2 separate regions of the Homo sapiens genome follow, and region 2 is linked to region 1. The links are chromatin contacts, found by Hi-C or POLR2A ChIA-PET in ENCODE. All regions are on one chromosome and are shown on one strand. Each heading gives the region's core, a stretch centred on a gene start or an enhancer-like site at or near the end of the contact. The rest is flanking DNA. Distances are from core to core; before and after follow the strand shown.

Evidence for each region. Hi-C counts contacts between places; a loop is a spot of excess contacts on that map. ChIA-PET counts read pairs that join two places held with the same protein, here RNA polymerase II (POLR2A). Pooled maps may share reads with other maps.
Region 2: a loop to region 1 is called in a map of B cell, with 6 times the contacts of the local background. The contact joins the promoter of VILL here to the promoter of EXOG in region 1. A Hi-C loop is called at or near these places in 8 of 168 maps with a recorded cell type or tissue (B cell, GM12878, IMR-90 and 5 more), 17 of 37 single-sample maps with no recorded cell type and 18 of 50 pooled maps. POLR2A ChIA-PET finds 5 or more read pairs at or near these places in 7 of 52 experiments (A673, B cell, BJ and 4 more).

What each region holds. Positions count from the first base shown.
Region 1 is chr3:38,492,864-38,498,834 of GRCh38, forward strand. EXOG (exo/endonuclease G) reads left to right here and starts at 3,477. Exons shown (of 6, transcript NM_005107.4): 1 at 3,477-3,667; 2 at 4,766-4,915. The coding sequence starts at 3,505. It overlaps ACVR2B (activin A receptor type 2B), which reads left to right. Exons shown (of 11, transcript NM_001106.4): 11 at 1-279. RefSeq lists enhancers at 3,626-3,675, 3,736-3,805.
Region 2 is chr3:37,988,221-37,994,191 of GRCh38, forward strand. It overlaps VILL (villin like), which reads left to right and starts at 2,566. Exons shown (of 20, transcript NM_015873.4): 1 at 2,566-2,609; 2 at 5,367-5,512; 3 at 5,678-5,752. The coding sequence starts at 5,453. RefSeq lists enhancers at 4,578-4,872, 5,738-5,971 and a silencer at 5,579-5,971.

The sequences.
Region 1 (5,971 bases), core at 2,227-4,726:
TTTGGAAAGAACATTGTATCATAGTTCATTCATTTGCAGTGGATCTTTGTTCCTTTTTACTGTGGTAATTTTAGAAATGAGTGTCAAGTTTGAAATTAGATCTGCTAAGTTGGGGTTTTGCTGCTTGAACTCTGCACTGGGTCCTCAAATAAACCGATGTGAATGTAGTTTTTTCCCCCTGTGTGAAGAAGCAGTTACACCCCAACAATAGGAGGAAAAATCTAGAACTATTTCAAGTTTTATCTTTTTGTATATGAAAATAAAATAATAATAAAACAATCTTGTCTTTCTTAATTACGTGGCAGGGGATTGGAGTTTCCTTTCATGAGGATTAGACATGAAATGAAATGGCGTTCGGCTGCTTAGAGGGCTGACTCAAGTCAGTTCCTGTTTGGTATGTGTAACATTAACAGATGTTAATGGCTGAATGCCTAGTCTGCCATGGTCCTGTGGGGCTGGAGCTAAGCACAGGTCTCCATTTCTGCCATTCAGAAGTCCAGGGTCTAGTTGGGGACATTATGAATGGGGACCATTCTCCTGAACGAACTGTTCTGGGATTTTGAGTAAGTTTCTGCAGGTTAGCATATTTTCCAAATGTCCAAGACACTCCCCATTCCCTCATCCTCTGCCACCAGTCCTGTACTTTGCAGACAACCCTGAGCAATATTGTTGTAAGTGGAGCAGAGAAGCCTTGAAAATAGTTGTATTCAGGACTATTGCAGATGACAAACTCTGTCATTCCCAAACGTTGCTGAGTACTGGAGTCATTTGCGGAGCTATTAAAAAATACAATTATGGGTCCTTATCCCCAACCTGGAATTAGCAAACCAGGTCTCCAGTTTCAGAGATTTGGACTTAATCTCACTAAAGGAACTCATGGTTCCCCAATAATAAAATAATGATAGTCTTTAATACCTAACAAAACAGGAAGGCCCCAGAAATCACCTCACTGCTTTCTGCAGTAACAAGTTTTTTTGGTCGATGACTCTTTCTTGCCTAAGTGGAGAAACACCCTTTAAATTCACCCTTTATTATGAGAATTAAGCAACGGTTTGAAACTTGTGGAGAAAGTTTTTGATGACCCTTTATTCAGGGACCAGTTGCCCAATATTTGGCTGTTTTTGCTCTTTCACGTTTAGAAAGTTCACCTTTTATTAGTGAGTGCCTCTAATGAAGGAAGGAGAGCAAAGGGCTGACATTTTTGATACAGGATCTTGGAGCTGGAAAAGCTGAAAGGTTGGACCTTAGGAGTCATCTGGTCAAACTTTCCCTATAGCAAAGGAATTCTTTGACCAAAGAAATTTGACACAGAAGTTGGTTTATAAAACCAGGCTTGTCTGAATGAGCAAGTAGAAGAGGGCCAAGGGACCATTTCACTTACCCTCCCATCCCTTCCTTTAAGTCTCAGGTATCCCTATGGAACACCTAGGAACCTTGATTAAAGTTTACAAATCACTGGCCCAATTCCAATTTTACAGGTGGGCAAACAGGCCCAGAGGGAGTTTTCCTACCCTGAGGCAGGCAACCCTTCCAGTTCTTGACCTCTTGGGACCAAAAGTGGGGTTACACTTGTTCAGAAGTAGAGGATCTGGATTAGGAAAAGCCATCTAATATTTATCTCTCTAGTATTTAGCACAGTGTCTGGCACTTACAAGGGCCTTAAGAAATACAGTACCTCAGTGATTGTGTATTTAGTAAATTCTGGGGAAAGCTGCTGAAGTAGCCTTGAAGCCTACAGATACCAGTGTTGTCTGGTTGTATTTGTTAGGATTCTTGGTTGCAGGTGACAGAAGCCATTAGACAAAAAAGGGGGTTTCACTGAAAGGATTCTGGGGGAAATGACTAGCCAAGACTTCAGAAAGGCAGGATGTATGTGGGCTTCAGGAGCCTGTGGGAGTTGGGGTCATAACATTGCAGGCCTCCACCTGTGTCCTGGTATTTCTTCCATTATTGCTCAGAGCAAGACCAGATGCATCTGCTCCTTTGACTTCTTAGCAGGAAACAAGGCTGTAGACAGTGCCAGAGCTTTTTTTTTTTTTTTTAGACAGAGTCTTGCTCTATTGCCCAGATTGGAGTGCAGTGGCACGATCTCAGCTCACTGCAACCTCCGTCTCCTGGGTTCAAGCAATTCTGCCTCAGCCTTTCGAGTAGCTGGGATTACAGGCACGCGCCACCACACCTGGTTGATTTTTGTATTGTTAGTAGAGACGGGGTTTCACCATGTTGGCCAGGCTGGTCTCAAATTCCTGACCTCAGGTGATCCTCCAGTCTTGGCCTCCCGAAGTGCTGGGATTGCAGGCATGAGCCACTGCGCCTGTGAGTTTTACGTCACAGCTTTGCTACCCAGAGAGACTACTAGATCGAAAATCCCTAGGAAGGACTCTGGTTGATGTAGCTTAACCAGTCAGGGTCCTTCAGAAGAGGTATTCCTGGCAAGGGGGTAGCCTCCCATTTGAGGCTGTCAAAATAATGTGCACACTTCAGTAGGTTGTTAGAAGTGGCCTCCTGGTCAGTGAATCATCAGTGGGATCAGATGAAAGTTATTCCTACCAGTTATCTAAGAAATAGGAAACTTGAAGTTTCTGCTAAGAACTAAGTCCACACGGAATGCTAGAGATCATGCTGCAAAATGAAGACTCATTTGTTTGTGAGTGGTAGTCCATGAAATCTATCCTTTCTTTGCCAGCAGGCGTTCAGCAATCTGGATTTTATATTCTATCAAGACAAAGAGTAGAGATGACTCAAACATTTCTAACATTTATAGAGCACTTAGTGACATGCCCCTGGTACTTCCCTAAACATTTTACATGTGTCATCTCCTTTAATCCTCACAAGAACGCTATGGTCTAAGTATTATTATTCCAATTTAAAAGAGAAGGTTGGGGACAGTGACACACACCTGGACTTACAGCACTTTGGGAGGCCGAGGCGGGAAGATTGCTTGAGGCCAGAAGTTGGATACCAGCCTGGGCAACATAAGGAGACCCCCTTCTTTACCGCTCCCCCACTCCCGCCAAAAATTTAGCCGGGCAATGTGGCACGTGCCTGTAGTCCCAGCTACTCAGGAGGCTGAGGCAGGAGGATCGCTTGAGCCCACGAGTTCGAGATCGCAGTAAGCTATGATCATTCCACTGTACTGCAGCCTGGGTAACAGAGACCCTGTCGCTAAATAAATAAATAGACCTGAGTTGGAATATCGGCTCTGGAGACCTTAGTGTAACCATGCGCAAGTGTTTACTCACCTATTAAATGAGACTAAAGGTATTTTCTTCTCATGACTATATATAGCATACCACTAAGCCCTCTAGACATCATATTCCCCATCCATCGCCCCGTCCAGTGGACCAGGGATGAAGCGGGGATGCGCTAGGCATCCCGGTTTGTCACCAGGGGGCGTGCGAGGCCCTCAGCTTGGCGGGCGGTGAGGCGTGGGGTGACGGGGGGATGGCGGGGGCCGGCATGCGCGCGCATGCGCCGTGGTAAAAGGCCGGTACCTCGGGCAAGATGGCTATCAAGAGTATCGCTTCCCGCCTCCGGGGTTCCCGTCGTTTTCTGAGCGGCTTCGTGGCTGGGGCTGTAGTGGGCGCTGCGGGAGCTGGGCTCGCGGCCCTGCAGTTCTTCCGGAGTCAGGGCGCTGAGGGAGCGTTGACAGGGAAGCAGCCGGATGGTAAGTCTGTGGGCCCGTCCTCCCTTCGCTGGCCCAGATTTCGGGCTCCGACTCCTACCTGGAGTGTGAATGGCAGTCCTTGACGGACAGCCTTCACCGTTTGCTGGGCCCCTAGCCTGGCCCTTGGTTTCTGACCTTTATTCTCCCGGCTCGGCCTCCCTTCCCCACCTCGCGTCTCGCCAGCTTCCCTCATGTCCTTCCTTCCCCCGGGCATCTTCGTTTTCTGCACAGAACCACCCCCGCCGCCCGACTTTCTTCCCCCCAGTTACTCATCGCGATATCTATGTTTTAATGTCTGTGTTCTCTACTAAGATTGTTAGCTCCATAAGACTTGAGACTATGTCTGTTTTGGTCTCCATCATCTAACCAGCACAGTACCTGGTACATAATTGGCATTCAGTAAGTATGAATGAAGGAATAAATTAATACATAATTTTAGTAGATGAGTTAACTGCCCTTCTTTCGTCATTGTTCAGTTGAAGAATACCTGCTATCCCTCCAAAGTGTATAAAAACTCATGTTGCAATGGGTACCTTATATTTGACAAAAAAAAAAAAAAAATTAACACGAGCTCATTTCTTGTACTTTGCGGATGTGCTAATTTAACTTGCTCCTTTGGATACTTGGCATCTAGCAAGAGAACTACCCCCTTGGGGGGTTGAGGATTTGAGAAGGCATCGGGGAGGATTATCTCGAAACTGACTCACTGCTGAATGTGTGCTTGGTTTCTCCCACTAGGAAAAACAGTACCAGTTTTACTGTCATCTTGCAACAGCACACATATCAGTGCTTCAGAGATGATTTGGAAATTTGATGTGAAAGACTAATAAGATCAAGTCTTTATTCAAAAGTTAATGCAGTAGCTGCATTTTATTCACTGATTATAGGCAAATCAGTACTTTGCCTACTGTCTGTTTTCTTCATCTCATAAGTAATTGCAAAAATGAGATTTTCTGGTTGATTAGACTTCTGAGCCAGTCCTTTGTAAATCACACCGCTCTCCTTTTCCTTATAATCTTTCATTATTAAGAGCCACTAATTGTGTGTGTGTGTTTTTTTTGTCTCTGCCCCCCCTTTTTTTTTTTTTTTCATTTTTAGGATCTGCAGAAAAGGCTGTCTTGGAACAATTTGGATTCCCTTTAACTGGAACAGAGGCAAGGTGTTACACTAATCACGCTTTGTCTTATGATCAGGCAAAGCGGGTGCCTAGATGGGTTCTTGAACATATTTCCAAAAGCAAGATAATGGGTAGGTGGTTGGATAAAAAAACTGAAGTAACAGTATTTATGAAAGATGTCTCCAAATTTAAAACAGGGATGATTATTAATATTCTCAACCTTTTTCATATCATAGCACATGTAGAAAATTATATTTATATAACTTACTGGTTAAATCAACCCTGCCTGGCAGCCAGAAAGCCAGACCCTTTCCAGCTGTCTCAGGGCTGAAAATACCCATATCTTGACACACTAGTTGGGAGGCTCTGTCATAAATATTACAGCAATGAGCACCATTCAGTTTTACCTTAACAAATATTTATGTGCCTGCTATGTGTCTGGCACTGTGGTAACCCTTGGGGACCTATGTGTGACCAGAGTAGAGGATCTCTACCCCAGTGACACTTTGAGTTGGGAGAGTGGGTTGACCCATCAAACAAATAATTTTAGATGTATAATTACAATAATTTTTCCAAAGGAGGTGATTGCAAGTTAGTGTAGTATAATTAAGGAACAGTAAAAAGTTTGATGAGAGGCTGGGCGTGGTGGCTCACACCTGTAATCCCAGTACTTTGGGAGGCTGAGGCGTTTGAGCTCAGGAGTTTGAGATGAGCCTGGCCAACATGGCAAAACCGCGTTTCTACAAAAAATACAAAAATTAGCTGGGCGTGGTGGTGCACCTCTGTGGTTCCAGCTACTTGGGGGACTGAGATGGGAGGATCTCTTGAGCCCAGGAGGTGGGGGTTGCAGTGAGCCAAGATCGCAGCACCACACTCCAGCTTAGGCAACAGAGGGAGAATGTGTCTCAAAAAAAAAAAAAAGTGTGATGAGAGATTATAACACAAGAACCTGATTTTGATTAGTAAGGCTTCTCTGGAAAAGTGGACTGAAGAGTGAACGGAAATTACTTAGGCAAGGGGTTGAATGTGCCATGGGATATGGAGAAGAGCATTCTAGGAAGAAAGGAACATTTGCATCTTCGGAGGCCCCCAATGTGGACAGGAGTTTTGTTCTTTTAGGGAACTAAAAGAGTGCCAGTAGATGAATGAGGGGGAAGGTGATGTGAAATGATGCTGGAGAAGTAAGC
Region 2 (5,971 bases), core at 1,316-3,815, 510 kb before region 1:
TCATATTGCCAGAACACAGTAAGCCATGGGGAGAGTGATGGGAGAGGCAGCCGGGAACGGCCATTGAGAGTTTCATCCCAGTTTTAGTGGAAGCCACTGGAAGGTTTGGGGAGGGGGGTGATGTGAGCGGGTTTATGGTTAAATTCTGAGGTTGAATTTTCCCTCTAGTTAGTCAAAATCATAGAAAATAGAATGGTGGTTGCAAGGGGCTGGGGGCAATGGGGAGTCTATGTTTAATGGGTGCAGAGTTGCAGAGTTTCCGTTTTGTAAGATGAAAGAGTTCTGGAAATGGTGGCAGTGGTTGCACAACAATATGAGTGTCCTTAACACCACAGAACCGTATACTTAAAAGTGGATACAGGCCGGGCGTGGTGGCTTACGCCTGTAATCCCAACACTTTGGGAGGCTGAGGCCGGTGGATCGCTGGAGGTCAGGAGTTCGCAACCAGCCTGACCAACATAGTGAAACCCCGTCTCTACCAAAAATACAAAATTAGCCGGGTGTGGTGGTGCATGCCTGTAATCCCAGCTACTCAGGGGACTGAGGCAGGAGAATCACTTGAACCCGGGAGGCGGAGGCTGCAGTGAGCCAAGATCATGCCATTGCACTCCAGCCTCGGCAACAAGAGCAAAACTCTGTCTCAAATAAATACATAAATAAAAAGGGGATACAATGGTAAATTTTAAGTATATTTTACTACAATTTTTTAAATCTTGTGAAAAAAAGATTTTTTATATTTTACCACAATTTTTTTAAATCTTAGGAAAAAAGATCCCTCTGGCTACTGTGGTAGGATGGTCGTAGCGGCCAGGCAGACCCAGAGACACAGAGGGAGGCTGGCTCCGGAGCAGGCAGGAGGCGTGAGAGGGAGGGCCAGGCCCAGGATCCACCATGAACCAGCTGCCGACGGGCCAGTGGCTTGCGGGAGAGAGAAATCAGGGCAACTCCAGGTTTGGGGCCTAAGCACCCTCTGGATGTTCACACTGAACGTGTTCCTGGGGCTCAGAGAGGGTAGATCTGGGAGGGGCCTGAGGCGATGTTAAATGTGAGACCAAACGTGCTGGGAGAGATGTGACAGACGGAAGATGGAGACTTAGGCCGGGGCAAGGTTCGGGGGAGTTGGGTCAGGGAGACACTGGCGTTTCCATGCTATTTGCAGCCTTCAGACTGGAACTGGGAAGGAAACTGGAAAACAAACAGGAGTGAAGGCCCAAGCTCTGCTCCTGCTGCCATTTAGAGGCCTGAAGGAGACAGGTGGAGTGAGAGGGGAAGGAACAATGGTGACTGAACTGACTGCCGCTTGGTTGACAGCGGGCATTGGTGACTTAGGAAAGAGCCATTGCCAGGGAATTCAAGAACAAACAGAGCGGGTGGGCTGAGGGGAGATGGGGGAAGAGTCGGTGGGAAGAAGTGAGGACACAGAGTCTTCCTGGGCACAGAGACAAAAAGGGACAGGGAAACGGGTATGCACAGGTACAGTGGACACACTGCCACTGTCACAGACAGGGTCCCTGTCCCAAGTGGGGATCAGACAGACATGCCAGGATACAGGCACACACATGAGGTCGGACAGGCAATGGCACACATGGGGACGAGCCAAATGCCTGTGACACAGGCATCCCTTCACACACAGGGACCCTGCATTGTGTCTGTTAAACACAGTCACACACTAGCTGTAGGTCTTGCTGGACACAGACTGCCCCCGAGTCCCCAAGTCCCCAGACCCCTGTAACAGAGACCTTTGTGGGGTGAAGACTGAACACAGGGAGAGGGTCTTGGGCAGTGGGCAGGCTTTAGCAGCGTGGCTTTGATGGGATGGCCCACGCTGGCTGGGCCTTGGCTGGGACTGAGGCCCTAAGCCGCCAAGAGGAGGTTGTGCCCCTGGAGTTTCTGGAAGGCTCTGTTTGCAGCCCCTCCACCCCACAGTGAGAGAGAGAGAGTGGCAGTGGAGTGGCAGCTGAGGTGAGGGAGAGGTGTCTTCGCTGCAAGAGCTGGACTGGCCTCTCCCATGATGGGTATCAGGGTTCCCTGAGGAGGGCTGTGCCAGGCAGTGAGCTCACATTTGGGTAGGGACAGCAGAAATATCTAGAGGGAGCCCTGACCACCTTCCCCTCCTGAAGTGAGCTGGGTCTCACAGAGCCTGACCCCACAGCCCCCAGCCTTGGTCCTACTTCCTCCTAAAGTTTGCTGGAGTGGCCTGGCCCTCTTGGTCCAGGCGGAGCCCACCACTCCGGGTGAGGGATCAGGGGCCCATCTAGTACTCCAGAGAAGGAAATCCCAGTATCTTCCACACCCCACCTCTTAGCCCAGTCCAGGCCTCCATCCCCTGCTCTCTCTGGCCACTGGTACCCAGGCAGTGAGACCTGGGAGACTTAACCATAGCCCTGGGGAGGGCGCTGGTCCCGACGGCTTGCTCGATATTTGTTGACTGGCTGACTAAGTGAATGCCTAGCCCGCTGAGCACTGTGTGGTGGGGTGTGTCCTGCAGGGCAGGAGCTAGGATTGAGTTACAGTGGTGGGGACCAGGAGTAGGGAGGCAGAGACTGGCCCCGTGCCAGGCCTAGCACTGCCCACAGGCAGGGCGAAGGCGCGGGAGCAGTTTCCAGCAGGTAGGCCTGGGCAGAGAGTTGGGGGGCGGGGGTTTCCAGGGAACCAGTGGGGCAGAGTGGGCTATTCAAGTCAAGGGCATAGAGCATAGGGTCCCAGGGCTCAGGGCCACAGAGCCTCCGCGGCAGAATTGGGAGGCGGCAGCAGCCCAGCAGGTGAAAACACTGATGGGGCAGGGCAGCTGTGGCCGGCAGCCCAAGGGGAAGAAAGTGGCAGATTTTGTAGATGGGCAGGGAAGTCCGTGGCCCACAAATTCAGTGTGCCTGCCCCCAACCCTGGCCCCATCCTCCTTTCCCCTCACTCTAGAGGGCGGCACCACTCCCTGCTCCATGGAAACTGAGCAAGGTAATCTCGGGCTCCCTTCAAAGGTACCCACAAAAGAAGGAAGGGCTCCTGTAGGGAGAGAAAGAGGCACTGGAGGAGGGAGAAAGCGAGGAGAGAGGAGGCACCCAGGGACACGAGGGGCAGGGGGAGAGAAGAGGGGGTGTGTGAAGCGGGTAGGGAGTGCCCCGGGAAAGAGAGGGGAGCCTGGGGAAGAGAAGGAAAGACCTGGGGAGGAGGGTGGGGAGGGAGAGAGGGAGGGGTGTAGGGGAAGACAGGGAACCAGGAAAGGAGGAGGTGCCTGGGGAGGAAAAATGGGAGAAAAAGGGAAGGATCCCAGGGGAGAGGGGAAATCAGAGGGGAGAAAGAAGAACCAGGGGGAGGCAGGGGCACCCAGTGGGGACAGAGGGAAACCCTGGAAAAGCGGAGGCGTGGGGCATGGGGAGAGAAAGGGAAACCAGGGAAGGAATTGGGCATCCGGAAGAGAAAGGGGCCCTGAGTGGAGGAAGTGCACCCCCAGGGAAGAGAAGGAGGGCTTCTAGGAGAAGGGAGAGGACCAGGGATAGGAGGGTTCCCACTTGGGAAGGTGGTGAAAGGGAGTTCCCCAGAGGAAAGAGGGCAGGAGGGTTTGGGAGGCTGGAGGGGGCACTGTGGGGGGTTCCCCTGAGGAAAGAGGGCAGGAGGGCTTGGGAGGCTGGAGGTGGCACTGTGGGGAGGGAGGAGGCCCCCAATCTTTGAGCACCCATTCCTCCCTGGAGTCCAGGTGAAAGAGAATGAACACAGGTGCCATGCGAGTGCGACCTCAGCCCTGGCAGCTGAGGGCTTGGCTCTACGGGCTGGGGCTGGATATCAGACGGGCTCCCGGACCCCTGGGGGCGATGCTGCCTCTCCCAGTGACACCAGCCGAGTCCCAACTTTTTGGCTGCCAGTTTGACTTTCCAGTCCCCCATGTGCCCTGGTTGACACTGTTCTGAGGCCATCCAGTAGTCTTTCTGGCACTCTGTCACCATGTTGTACTCTTCCATGAGCTACAGCTCACAGTTTCTGTCTGCACCTCTGGTCACTGCCTGCCTGGGCCTCTGGTAACTGTCACTGGTCACTATTTCTGCCTATTACTCAGTGTCCTTCTACGGGGCCACCACTGGTGGACATCCTGCTTGTCACCCAATGTCCTCACGTTTTCTGTTGCTTGAGATCACCTTTTCATGGCCACTATGTCTGCCTGTCACTCATGTCATTGTCACACCAACAGGCCATCAACTGTGGCAACAGTTCTTGGGGCAATTAGGGTGCACGGACGGCTCCCTTCTCTATTCATTTTCACTCAGTCCAGTCGCAGGGCAGCACACTTCACTCATTCAACAAGTACTTACTGAGTACCTGCTGGGGGCCGGGCAGCTGGGATCCCACAGTAAACAACAAGACAAACCCCTGCCTTCAGGAATCTGCTGCTCTGGTGAGGGAGACCATAGCCAACAACCATCCTATGGTTTCCATAGGGTGTCGGGAGGAGCTGTGAGCTGTGACGGACCCAGCTCTAACCCCCTAGAAGGACAGCCCACTCTGCCCCTGCTCCCCTGCCCCACAGCCTCCTCCGCTCCCACATTTCTTTGGCTACATGTTGGGTGTTGCCACAGTGTACTGTGAACTCACCAGGGCCAAACCAGGGGCCCTGACAAAGGTGTAAGGAATGTGAGCCACTCTATGACACCTATTGTGCCACACCTGATTCTGTAACTCTGTCCCCTCACCTTGTTCTGCCTGGAGCCAAGGGTGTTCCTGCTATTGATAAGACACAGTGGGAGTGGAGGGGGAGGAGGGAAGGACTAACACACCAGGGTCACCCTGAGTGAGAGATTCAGAAAGAAGTGACTTTTGGACCAAACCTCACACACAGGTTTCTGAAGGAGTGGTGCAGGGAAGCCTCAGGTAATTGAATATGAAGTGCCAAGACATAACAAAATCGACAGAAGTGAGGGTCCCTTCCTTCCCCCAGGTACTTCTCATTCCATGTCACTGTCATTCACTGCCCTCTCATTCTCTCCCTCTCTGCACGCGCAGAACCACAGAGCACAGACTCGAGCAAGCTAAATCGCTATTTGCAGAGCCTGTGGCTGTTTGCAGAGCCTGTGTTTATACAGAGTTCAGCTCTGTTTCAAGAATTTGTCAGCTGAAGCGGGAAGATCACTTGAACCCAGAAGGTGGAGGTTGCAGTGAAGTGTGTTCGAATCATGCACTGCAGGCTAGGGTGGCAGAGCAAGACCCTGTCTCGAAAAAACTGGAAAAAAAAATTGTCAAGTGTTTATGCCTAATCTGCCCAACCCACTCATATCAGCTGAGCCTGTCACTTGCTGCAGAATCTGAGTCTTCATAGTCTGTGTGCTGACATTTGTGTGTTTACAGAGCCCTCCTAATAAAAGTCATGTTCTATAATGAAGTTGTACAGGTAGCCAGGTGTCGGTCTCCAGCCTGAGAACTCTGGCTGTTGTTCCTTGTGTCGTCCCATATTCCTGCCTGGCCTGCGATGGACATCAGCAAGGGCCTCCCAGGCATGCAGGGAGGCCTCCACATATGGATCTCTGAGGTGAGAGGCACGACCAAATAGGAGAGTTGGTGACATGGAAGAGCGTGGGGTTTTCCACACTAGGCTTCTCCCGCCCCCAACTCAGAGCGTCCTCTTCCACCCCACCCCAGCGGGTGTCATGGGTAGAGGCCTCCTGAGTTGTTACAGGGAACTCTCCTCTCCCAGAACCGGAAGATGGTGCCGGTACCCGAGGGGGCTTACGGGAACTTTTTTGAGGAACACTGCTATGTCATCCTCCACGTGAGTCGCTTGGGGAAGTCTGCCTGAGAGGGGTGGCATGGCCCGGCACTGGGGAGACTGAGGCACAGGCATAAACTCTGCCCTGGGAAGCGGCAAGTTGAGAGCCGGAGAATCACATCCCACAAGGGGGCGGTTACCGTTGAGGCTTCTTAGTCCTTCCCTCCCACTTCCTGATCTCCGCGGAAGCCCCTGCCTAGCGTCTCCCCATGGCCCTTGGTA